2 separate regions of the Homo sapiens genome follow, and region 1 is linked to region 2. Evidence: chromatin contacts called from ENCODE Hi-C or POLR2A ChIA-PET data. All regions are on one chromosome and are shown on one strand. Each heading gives the region's core, a stretch centred on a gene start or an enhancer-like site at or near the end of the contact. The rest is flanking DNA. Distances are from core to core; before and after follow the strand shown. Region 1 overlaps CBSLR (CBS mRNA stabilizing lncRNA). Region 2 overlaps CBSLR (CBS mRNA stabilizing lncRNA).

What was found. Hi-C counts contacts between places; a loop is a spot of excess contacts on that map. ChIA-PET counts read pairs that join two places held with the same protein, here RNA polymerase II (POLR2A). Pooled maps may share reads with other maps.
Region 1: a loop to region 2 is called in a map of CD14-positive monocyte, with 2.1 times the contacts of the local background. The contact joins two enhancer-like sites. A Hi-C loop is called at or near these places in 3 of 168 maps with a recorded cell type or tissue (CD14-positive monocyte, endothelial cell of hepatic sinusoid and transverse colon), 8 of 37 single-sample maps with no recorded cell type and 7 of 50 pooled maps. POLR2A ChIA-PET finds 5 or more read pairs at or near these places in 3 of 52 experiments (H1, MCF 10A and activated B cell).

What each region holds. Positions count from the first base shown.
Region 1 is chr1:185,335,912-185,341,272 of GRCh38, reverse strand. The region is part of intron 1 of CBSLR (CBS mRNA stabilizing lncRNA); the gene reads right to left. Among named protein-coding and RNA genes, the nearest start is that of CBSLR, 21 kb to the right of the region's middle. Within about 2 kb of position 2,377, at least 12 of the 41 ENCODE cell types and tissues checked have a DNase peak (open chromatin) inside an H3K27ac peak, as active enhancers do; they include CD14-positive monocyte, where a contact is called at or near this core.
Region 2 is chr1:185,375,505-185,380,154 of GRCh38, reverse strand. CBSLR (CBS mRNA stabilizing lncRNA) reads right to left here. Exons shown (of 4, transcript XR_007066771.1): 4 at 3,855-4,650. Among named protein-coding and RNA genes, the nearest start is that of CBSLR, 60 kb to the right of the region's middle. Within about 2 kb of position 3,099, at least 2 of the 41 ENCODE cell types and tissues checked have a DNase peak (open chromatin) inside an H3K27ac peak, as active enhancers do; they include CD14-positive monocyte, where a contact is called at or near this core.

The DNA of each region.
Region 1 (5,361 bases), core at 1,128-3,627, 38 kb after region 2:
TAAAAGCCAGTTCAATCATTTAAATTTGTTGAAATTTTGTCTTTGACAATGCTATCTTAAAAGAAAGTCAGTATACTAAAACCACCAAATTGTACATTTTAAAAGGTTTAATCCTATGTGAGTTATATTTCAATTTTTAAAAAGTGGTTAAAAAATAAATATAGGCATGGCAGTATGTGTCTGTAGTCCCACCTTCTCAGGAGGCTGAGGCAGGAGGATCAATTGAGCCTAGGAATTTGAACCTATAGAGCACTATGATCACACCGTGAATAGCCACTGCACTTTAGCCCGCACAACACAGACTCTACCTTTAAAAGTAAAATAAAATAACAGTTAAAAGTTTTAAAAAGTGGGAAGCTAAAATGTAATTAGATACTATCCTTTTTTATGCAAGTGGATAGAGGCAGTAAAATTAATACTTTTTAATTAACAAAAAAACCTAGAAATTTTCAAGTTAACCTAAGATACTACCCAAAACCAAACAATATAATTAACGTTTTTTTAAAGACAAAAGAATGAATGTCTTAATTTCAAAGTAAAAACTGATTTCTGACTGCCCAGGAAAAACAAATAAAATGACTGACATCAAGTAAGAGAACAGAAAAGCAAGACGGGGGGAGAGTCTCTAAAATGAAAAGTTTTTCTGGATTCTTGGCCAGCTATTTTTAAAGGGAAATGATTTTCAAAATCCTTAGGAGTAATTTTAAGACAATTTTTAAAATAAAGGCTATGAAAGAACTGCTGGCTCTTTTGTTCCATTACTTAGTAAATTTAAAAAACTAGAAAATTGTTTTATGAATTACCAAGTGCTATCGTTTGAATGTTTGACCCTCGAAACCTCATACTGAAATTGATCCCCCCCGTCAGAGTGGGGCCTAATGGGAGGTATTTGGATCATGGAGATGTATCCCTCACAAATGGCTTGGTGTCATCCTCACAGTAGTGAGTTATTCTATCAGTTACTACAAGAATTCCAGCAAGAGTTCCCCTGAGAGCTAATTGTTAGAAAAGGACCCGACACCTTCTCCCTCTTTCTTGCTTCCTCCTCACCATGTTATCTCTACATGGTGGCTCCCCTTCACCTTGCACCATGAGTGGAAGTTTCTTGAGGCCCTAATCAGAAGCAAATGTTGCCGCCATGCTTCTTGTATTGTCTGCAGCACCGTGAGCCACATAAACCTCTTTATACGTTACCCTGCCTTAGGTATTGCTTTACAGCAACACAAAGATACCAAGTCTGTGTTTTATAAATTACCACATCAAAATAATATGCAGATCTAAGTAAATGAAATTGCCTCCAAGGTTATCTAAAGCCCTACAAGAGTGTTAAAGAAAAAAAAATTCATGACACTTATTAAAGATGGTAAGGAAGACTATTCAAGCGGGGCAGGATGGCGGGCGCTATTACAATGAGGTTTTTGTTATCAGGGGAACGAGATCAGGTTCAACTCCAAGTACAACAAGAAAAAGGGGGAATTTATAGACAGGGAGCACAGTGCAGGAGTAGGTGGATGGAAAATTGCCAAGAGAAAGCATCAAGGGTAAGGGGATTCTCTAGTTAAACAAACATAATGGGATTCTTGCTGAAGGCAGGTCAGGGTGATCTGATGTTACGTAGTGGATGGTGGAGGATGAGAATGTTGATCAGATTTTGAGGATGATCAGATATTAAGGTGGGAGATTCTGGCTAAACTGATTCAGCAGGATTCTTGCTAAAATTGGACACTTGGGGGACTTGCCCAAGGTCACAGAAGCCTGACTAAGTTTTCGTCAAGGGGAGACTCAGTAGCACAGATACAGCCCTAAAAAGGCACTATTACAGATATGGCTGTAAAAAGGCACTGTTTCTCTCATTAAGTTGGAAACCACAAGCAGGAAATGGTCTACAAACGCTGAGGTTTCCTTTCAGATCCTCCTTTCAATCCACGAGCTCAGCTGACCATGTCTTATGCAACTAAGAAAGTTTTTGTGGCAGGAACAAAAGTTAATTTAGGGATTAGGAGTATCCCAGTCTGGCTCCTGAGTCTTCTGCTACCTGAGTTATCTGTAACAAGGTCTTCAGGAAGACAAACTTATAAAGGTAAGCCACTTGGTACATTGTAAATATTCAACAAACATGAAGGCCTAATCTAAGAGCTGCAATCAGATCTGCGTGGGCACATCCCAGACTCAACTGGAGTAAGTGGAGGGGTCTAAAGAAGTGGTCTTCAAACTGGGGTACTCATAACTCTGGGGATATAAAGACCTTCCAAGGGTTCACAGGCATGGATAGCTTAAACAGAAGCAATGTTCAAATCCCCAGCTCCCACGTGTCCTCTCATAACACTGCTCTACAGAAGAGAAGTCTGCAGCGGCCTGTGGTTCCCTTTCCCACATCCTCTCTCGCAACCAAAGGCCCTGCAACCATTTTGTAAAAGAAAGGGAAGGCAAAGCCCCACTGGGACCTAAGCTTCCTGTGTGCTTGCTCCAGGGGTAAACACCTCTGGGCCACCAAGCAGAGGGACCAGGGAATGGAGATTTCGGGAGAGGTAGGGCAAGGTGAAGAAAGCCAAAGCAAGGCTCCATGCCTTTACCCTGATTTTCTCTCCCACCCTCCCCAACATTGTGTCTCTTACATTCAGAAGTGAGGTTGCACAGACATGCATGTAATCACATTTATTTTCAGTAAAAATAAATAAATAAAGTCAACTTTTTCCTGACAGAAACAGCCAGTGTAATTTGATGCAGATAATTTGCTCTATGAACAATTTCTGACCTGAGACAAATCTGAAACTCTGTGATTTTAAGGAAAAGGTATTTAAAGCACGAAGATAATACTGTTAAATAAAAATCACAAGAGGCCATTGTTTTGGACTAAGTTTCTGCACCAGGCCTCAACAGACCAGATAAAAAATCAGAATGGGATCACTCATACTAAAGTTCACTTCTACCAAACTCAAACTAAGTATTTATTTGACCTTCTGAGAAATCAGGAGAAAGAGGTAACAGCTGATTTTCCAAACAAGCCAGTTTAAATCTTCAATCAGTACGAAAAACTTCTACTTAAATCCTTACACATATAAACAGTTAAAAGTTTTAAAAAGTGGTAAGTTAAAATATAATTAGATACTATCCTTTTTTACGCAAGTAGATACAGAGGTAGTAAAACTAAAAATTTTTAATTAACAAAAAACCTAGAAATTGTCAACTTACCCAAAGATAGTACCCAAAACCGAACAATATAATTAACAATTTTTAAAGCCAAAAATGAGTGTCTTAGTTCCAAAGTAAAAACTGATTTCTGACTGCCCAGGAAAAACAAAATGACTGACATCAGGTAAGAGAACAGAAAAGCAAGAGAGAGGAAGATTCTCTAAAATGAAAAGGTTTTCTGGATTCTTGGCCAGCTACTTTTAAAAGGAAATGTTTTTCAAAATACTTAGGAGTAGTTTCAAGACAATTTATCTTTTTTTCTTTTTTTAAATAAAGGCTATGTAAGAACTGTTGGATCTTTTGTTTCATTACTTAGTAAATTTGAAAAAACACACACACACACAAAAGAAGTAGCCTGATGTTAACTAATCAGTTCTCTGTCTCTTTTTTTCTTTTTTCTTTTTTCTTTTTTTTTTAACAGGGGTTCTTGCTCTGTCACGCAGGCTGGAGTGCAGTGGCATGATCGTAGCTTGCTGTAGCCTAGAACTCTTGGCTTCAAGTGATCCTCCCACCTCAACCTCCTGGGTAGCTGGGATTATAGATGGGAGCCACATTTTTTTCTATTATTCTGCTTCCCTGTCCTGCCTTACAGAAAAGTAGCTGTGGAATGACTAATATCCTCTTTGCTCTCTTCGTTTCTGCTTTCTTCAGCCGTCCTCTGCCTACAAAGCTAACTCCTTCTGCTCAGCTCATCAGAACACTTATTATATTTTATGGAATGAAGTGTTGCCCAATTCTAGAACTACAATACAGCCAACTGAGCTATTTAAACTGTTTGTTGTAATTTTGTCTGTTGACAACATAAAATAGATCCTTTACACAATATGTTCATGTTGACTTGAAAATCTGCAAAGAGATACTAAGTTTTACAAGTCTTTTAAAGCTTTTGAGAGCAAAAACTTTGAAGACTATTGGTCTAAGGAACTTAACTGAAAGGTCTACACCAGCTTATACACACGATTTAATGACAAGCACAGGTCTTCTTAAGGAAAAGGTGATTTTGAATGGAGTTAGATTGTTCCCAGCCCAATCTTCAGGAAGCTGTGTCCCTGTCAGGGGAAAAATGGCTTACAAATAGTGCTGGTAAAAAACATGGAGCCACATCACCCAGATATCTGTGGGAAACATCTCAAACCAGCACAGTTTTCAGACAGACAAATGAGGGGTGAAGGACTAGCATCATTATAGTGCCTATGCCAAGAGCCACAGGGCACCAGAAATACCACAAGGTAGCCAGAGAGACCACAGAAATTCAAATCGCTGTCTGACAAACCTTGGGAACCTTCTGCATTAGTTGGGAGAAGTTGTGGGGAGCAGGATGCATGTGGTTCTAGCTCCCTCTATTTCATCCAATCTGTAGGATTAGCATCTCATTGCTGTTCTTGATAGCTCATTGGGCATGGCCTGGGGAAATGCAGGTAACACTTTAGATAAAATGTCTAGAAGTCATTGAATAGTCAATCCCTTTCTTCATTGTCTCCACCTCCAGCCTCCCTCTCTTCCCAATCAAATATGAGGAAACTGAGGCCCAACAAAGTTGAACTGTCAAAAGTTCTGAGGCAGTGCCTGGTCAAAATGAGAAAGGAACACAGACATTTCCATTTCTGTTTCTACTCAGCTCTCCTAATTTCAAGTCCAGAATTTTAGCCACAAACCAGACACTACTGCAAATAAACTCCCAGAAGGACATTACTTTGTATTTTTCTCAAGTTGATTTTTATGTCATTTGGCTAAGACACAGAATTGGATGTGGACAACAAGCTGCGTGTGAAGTTGTAACTCTTCCTGAATCACCAGGTGCACCACTCCACTTGGGCAGCAGCTCACCCATCAATAGGACAAGCCCTACTAGGAGATGGTGGCAGGGATTTGTCTGGATGCTGTGTGATCAACAACGACACAACAAGTACTGGTTTTCTTCCTTCATTCCCAGTCTAGTATACCTCCTCTTGATAGTGTCACCTGTTGTAGGGACTCTGGGAGATCCCTATGGGTAACAGAGGCCCCATTTGTAAAAGGAAAGAAAATTATTTATATTGAGAACTTCATCAAGAATTTTCAGTACTGCTTGGCAAAGTACAGATTAATTAACATGAATTTGTTAATTCATGTTATTAACATGAATAAGAAAGACCAACTATACAATCTCCAGCAGAAATTCTCATACAG
Region 2 (4,650 bases), core at 1,850-4,349:
AGCTACCAATGACTTTCTTCCCAGAATTGGAAAAAACTACTTTAAAGTTCATATGGAACCAAAAAAGAGCCCTCATCGCCAAGTCAATCCTGAGCCAAAAGAACAAAGCCAGAAGCATCACGCTACCTGACTTCGAACTATACTACAAGGCTACAGTAACCAAAACAGCCTGGTACTGGTACCAAAACAGAGATATAGACCAATGGAACAGAACAGAGCCCTCAGAAATAATGCCGCATATCTACAACTATCTGATCTTTGACAAACCTCACAAAAACAAGCAATGGGGAAAGGATTCCCTATTTAATAAATGGTGCTGGGAAAAATGGCTAACCATATGTAGAAAGCTGAAACTGGATCCCTTCCTTACACCTTATACAAAAATTAATTCAAGATGGATTAAAGACTTACATGTTAGAGCTAAAACCATAAAAACCCTAGAAGAAAAACTAGGCAATACCATTCAGGACATAGGCATGGGCAAGGACTTCATGTCTAAACCACCAAAAGCAACGGCAGCAAAAGCCAAAATTGACAAATGGGATCTAATTAAACTAAAGAACTTCTGCACAGCAAAAGAAACTACCATCAGAGTGAACAGGCAACCTACAAAATGGGAGAAAATTTTCACAACCTACTCATCTGACAAAGGGCTAATATCCAGAATCTACAATGAACTCCAGCAAATTTACAAGAAAAAAACAAACAACCCCATCAAAAAGTGGGCGAAGGACATGAACAGACACTTCTCAAAAGAAGACATTTATGCAGCCAAAAAACACATGAAAAAATGCTCACCATCACTGGCCATCAGAGAAATGCAAATCAAAACCACAATGAGATACCATCTCACACCAGTTAGAATGGCAATCATTAAAAAGTCAGGAAACAACAGGTGCTGGAGAGGATGTGGAGAAATAGGAACACTTTCACACTGTTGGTGGGACTGTAAACTAGTTCAACCATTGTGGAAGTCAGTGTGGTGATTCCTCAGGGATCTAGAACTAGAAATACCATTTGACCCAGCCATCCCATTACTGGGTATATACCCAAAGGATTATAAATCATGCTGCTATAAAGACACATGCACACTTATGTTTACTGCAGCACTATTCACAATAGCAAAGACTTGGAACCAACCCAAATGTCCAACAATGATAGACTGGATTAAGAAAATGTGGCACATATACACCATGGAATACTATGCAGCCATAAAAAATGAAGAGTTCATGTCCTTTGCAGGGACATGGATGAAACTGGAAACCATCATTCTCAGCAAACTAACGCAAGGACAAAAAACCAAACACCGCATGTTCTCACTCATAGGTGGGAACTGAACAATGAGAACACATGGACACAGGAAGGGGAACATCACACTCCGGGGACGGTTGTGGGGTGGGGGGAGGGGGGAGAGATAGCATTAGGAGATATACCTAATGCTAAATGACGAGTTAATGGGTGCAGCACACCAACATGGCACATGTATACATATGTAACAAACCTGCACATTGTGCACATGTACCCTAAAACTTAAAGTATAATAATAATAAAATAAAATAAAATAAAATAAAATAAAATAAAATAAAATAAAAAAATAAAAAAGAATGAAAAAAACTTGTGGATTTTCATCCCTCTAATATATGTATACACACTCTATATTATGTGATCCAGTAAAAATGAAAATAAATAATAAATAGATTCATACAAGTAAACATTTAGGAATATCAAATAATAAAAACAAAATCAAGTAATGGATTTCTTTTTTGCCAATACAAAAATTCCCAATCTCAGCTTCTGTGCAATTAAAGCCCTCCTTAAGACTTAAATTTAACCACTGCCTTATGTTGGAAAAAAATGTACATGACCAGCTATGAAAAACAGTGCCCAGGCTGATTGATTTCGTACTTTTCTGGGAGAGATAGAAGATGTAAACAGTTTCACTCTCCAGGAGATCTCAGATCATGGCTTTATTGAGTTTAGTTTGTCAGACTGATACTTTAGAAATGGTGATGCCATTCATGGTCACAAACTTATGCTATTGCATCTTAGGGGAAAAGTAATCATTCCTGAAATTGTATGTACACTGTCCATCAGTATCAAGTGAAGAATCTCTTGACTATTTGTTTTTTGTTTTTTTAATTTTTTTTAAGACTGAATCTCGCTCTGTCATCCAGGCTGGAATGCAGTGGCACAATCTCGGCTCACTGCAACCTCCTGCTCCCTGATTCAAGCAATTCGCCTGCCTCAGCCTCCTGAGTAGCTGGGATTACAGGCACCCACCACTATGCCTGGCTTTTTTTTTTTTTTTTTTTTTTTTTTTGTATTTTTAGTAGATACAGGGTTTTGCCATGTTGGCCAGGCTGGTCTTGAACTCCTGACCTCAGGTGATCTGCCCACCTCGGCCTCCCAAAGTGCTGGGATTACAGGCATGAGCCTCGTAATAGTGCCTGGCCCTTTTTGGTTTGGTTTTACTGAGACCTTCTTGCCTGGCAAATATAAACTTGAAGATTCATTAACTTTTTAATAATCAATCATCTGTCCATCCTATGTATAGTGGATTAGCAGCCCTCACAGCCATTCTAACCTGTTCCCAATGTGCCCTCCATGCTACAGAGACTGGAAAGCTAAAAGCCACATCTCCCAGACTTCCTAGTAGCCGAGGTTTTGTTCCACCAATCATGCGTACTGGCATGAGAGCTAGAAGACAAGACAAATAAGCTTCCGCTGCTTTGTCGCTTCCTGTTAGCCAACACTAGAGTGGAAGTGTCTGGTTTTTCTGACGCAGTTTTTTGAGAGTATTCATTTATTTCTTCTGAGTCAACTTGCTAGGGAATTTTTTTTTAATTGGAGAAAAGGGATATACATTTTATTAACATGTACACGGGGAGAACCACACAGAGTCATTACCCCAGTCTCTTGATCTTGTCAGTTCCCAGTAGTGCTGACCTCCTTTTCATGCAGGTGTGATCTTCCCAGAAGTGGTCATTTGGTCCCAGACCCAGCAGCTGACCCCTCAGTGTCCCAGCTTGGCTGTAGTTCTCCCAATCAAAGAAGAGCAGTCTCTACCTTGGTGGCCCAGTCAGTGTGTGGTTTCCAAGGTGGTTCCTGAAAGCTCACTGTGGAGGATGTTGCTGCAGCCTTCTCGATGGTGAACCACATTCTCTAATTAATCCCTTTCTGTTCAAATTAGCTAGAGCAGACTCTTTTTTTTTCTTTTTTCTTTTTTTTTGCTACTGGACCTTGACAGACACAGCCCTTAAACCCTTTCTATAGAGACTCTCTTCCACCCTGAATTGATTAAAAGACAGGCATACTTATTTAATCAGCCCATCAACGATGGGCCTTGCACTGTTTTAGACTACTGTTTTAGATTACTGCCGTTAATAAACAAAGCAGATAATGTGGAGTGGTCAAGGAGCATTCATTTAAGGGAGCAAGATGTACACCTGCCACGTAAACAAGATAATTTCCAAGACAAATGTAATGCAGAAACTAAAACACAGTAACAATATAGACAGTGACTCTGGCTGGCAGGGAGGGTCATGTAGGATACGGTGATCAGGGAAGCCTCTCTAAGCAGGTGTTATTGGACCTGAGTAACAAGTAAACAGAGACCTGCGAATAGAGCTTTCCAGGAGTGAGATCTGAAAGAAAAAGACTGAAAGGTGAGAAGGAGCTTCAGATGTCTGAGAGGTGGAAGAAAGGTCAGTGTGGCTAGAGCTTAATGAGCACAGAGGAACAAGGTCAGAGCACATTTCATTTATTCACCAGTGAAATATCTGTTTGAGCACCTACTATGCATCATACCCTATTCAGAGTGCCTGCATTACATCAGTGGAAAATAGACACAAAAATTCCTGTTCTCATGGAGATTATATTTTATTGGTGGGGAAGGGAGGAACAATAAACAAATACATAGGTAAAATGCATATTTACATTATATCAAAGATTCTCAACCAGGGGTGGTTTTGTCCCCCAGGAGACATTTGGCAGTGTCTGGAGACATTTCTGGCTGTCACAACCTAGGGAGGAAAGTTGCAGGTATTGAGTGGGTCGAGGGTGGTGATGCTGCTAAACATCCTGCAAGGCACAGGATAATAGCCCGCAACAAAGAACTGTCCCAAAATGCCAATCATGCCAAGCTTGAGAAGCCCTGTATGAGGTGGTGGCAAGAGTTACAGGGAAAACAATCCGAGAAAGGTCAAAGGGAGTCCCAGGGGCAAGGTGGAGGGGGTGAGGAGTTGTTCAGGGAAGAGCTCACCAGGAAGATGACATCTGAACAAAAACCTGCAAAAGGAGCAGCGGGGAGCTGCTGTAGATATCTGCAGGAAGAGCATCATAGGACAGGAAATGACAAATGTGAAGGCCCTGAGGGAGGAACATGTTGGGCAAGTTCCGGGAAAGCAGGAGACCAATGTGGCAGGGGCAGAGTGAGCAAAAGGAGGAGGAGCAGAAATGAAAATCTTACGGGGCCCAGATGTGTCGAGCGTCAGCTTGTGCTCTGAGTGACTGGGAAGTCATTTGGGAACTTTGGGCAGAGCAGTGACATGATTTCTGAATCCATTTTTGAAAGGATCACTCTGGCTGCTGTTTGGAAAATGATTCGTTAAGAGAACAAGGGCAGAAGCCAGGGATACCAATTAGGTGGCA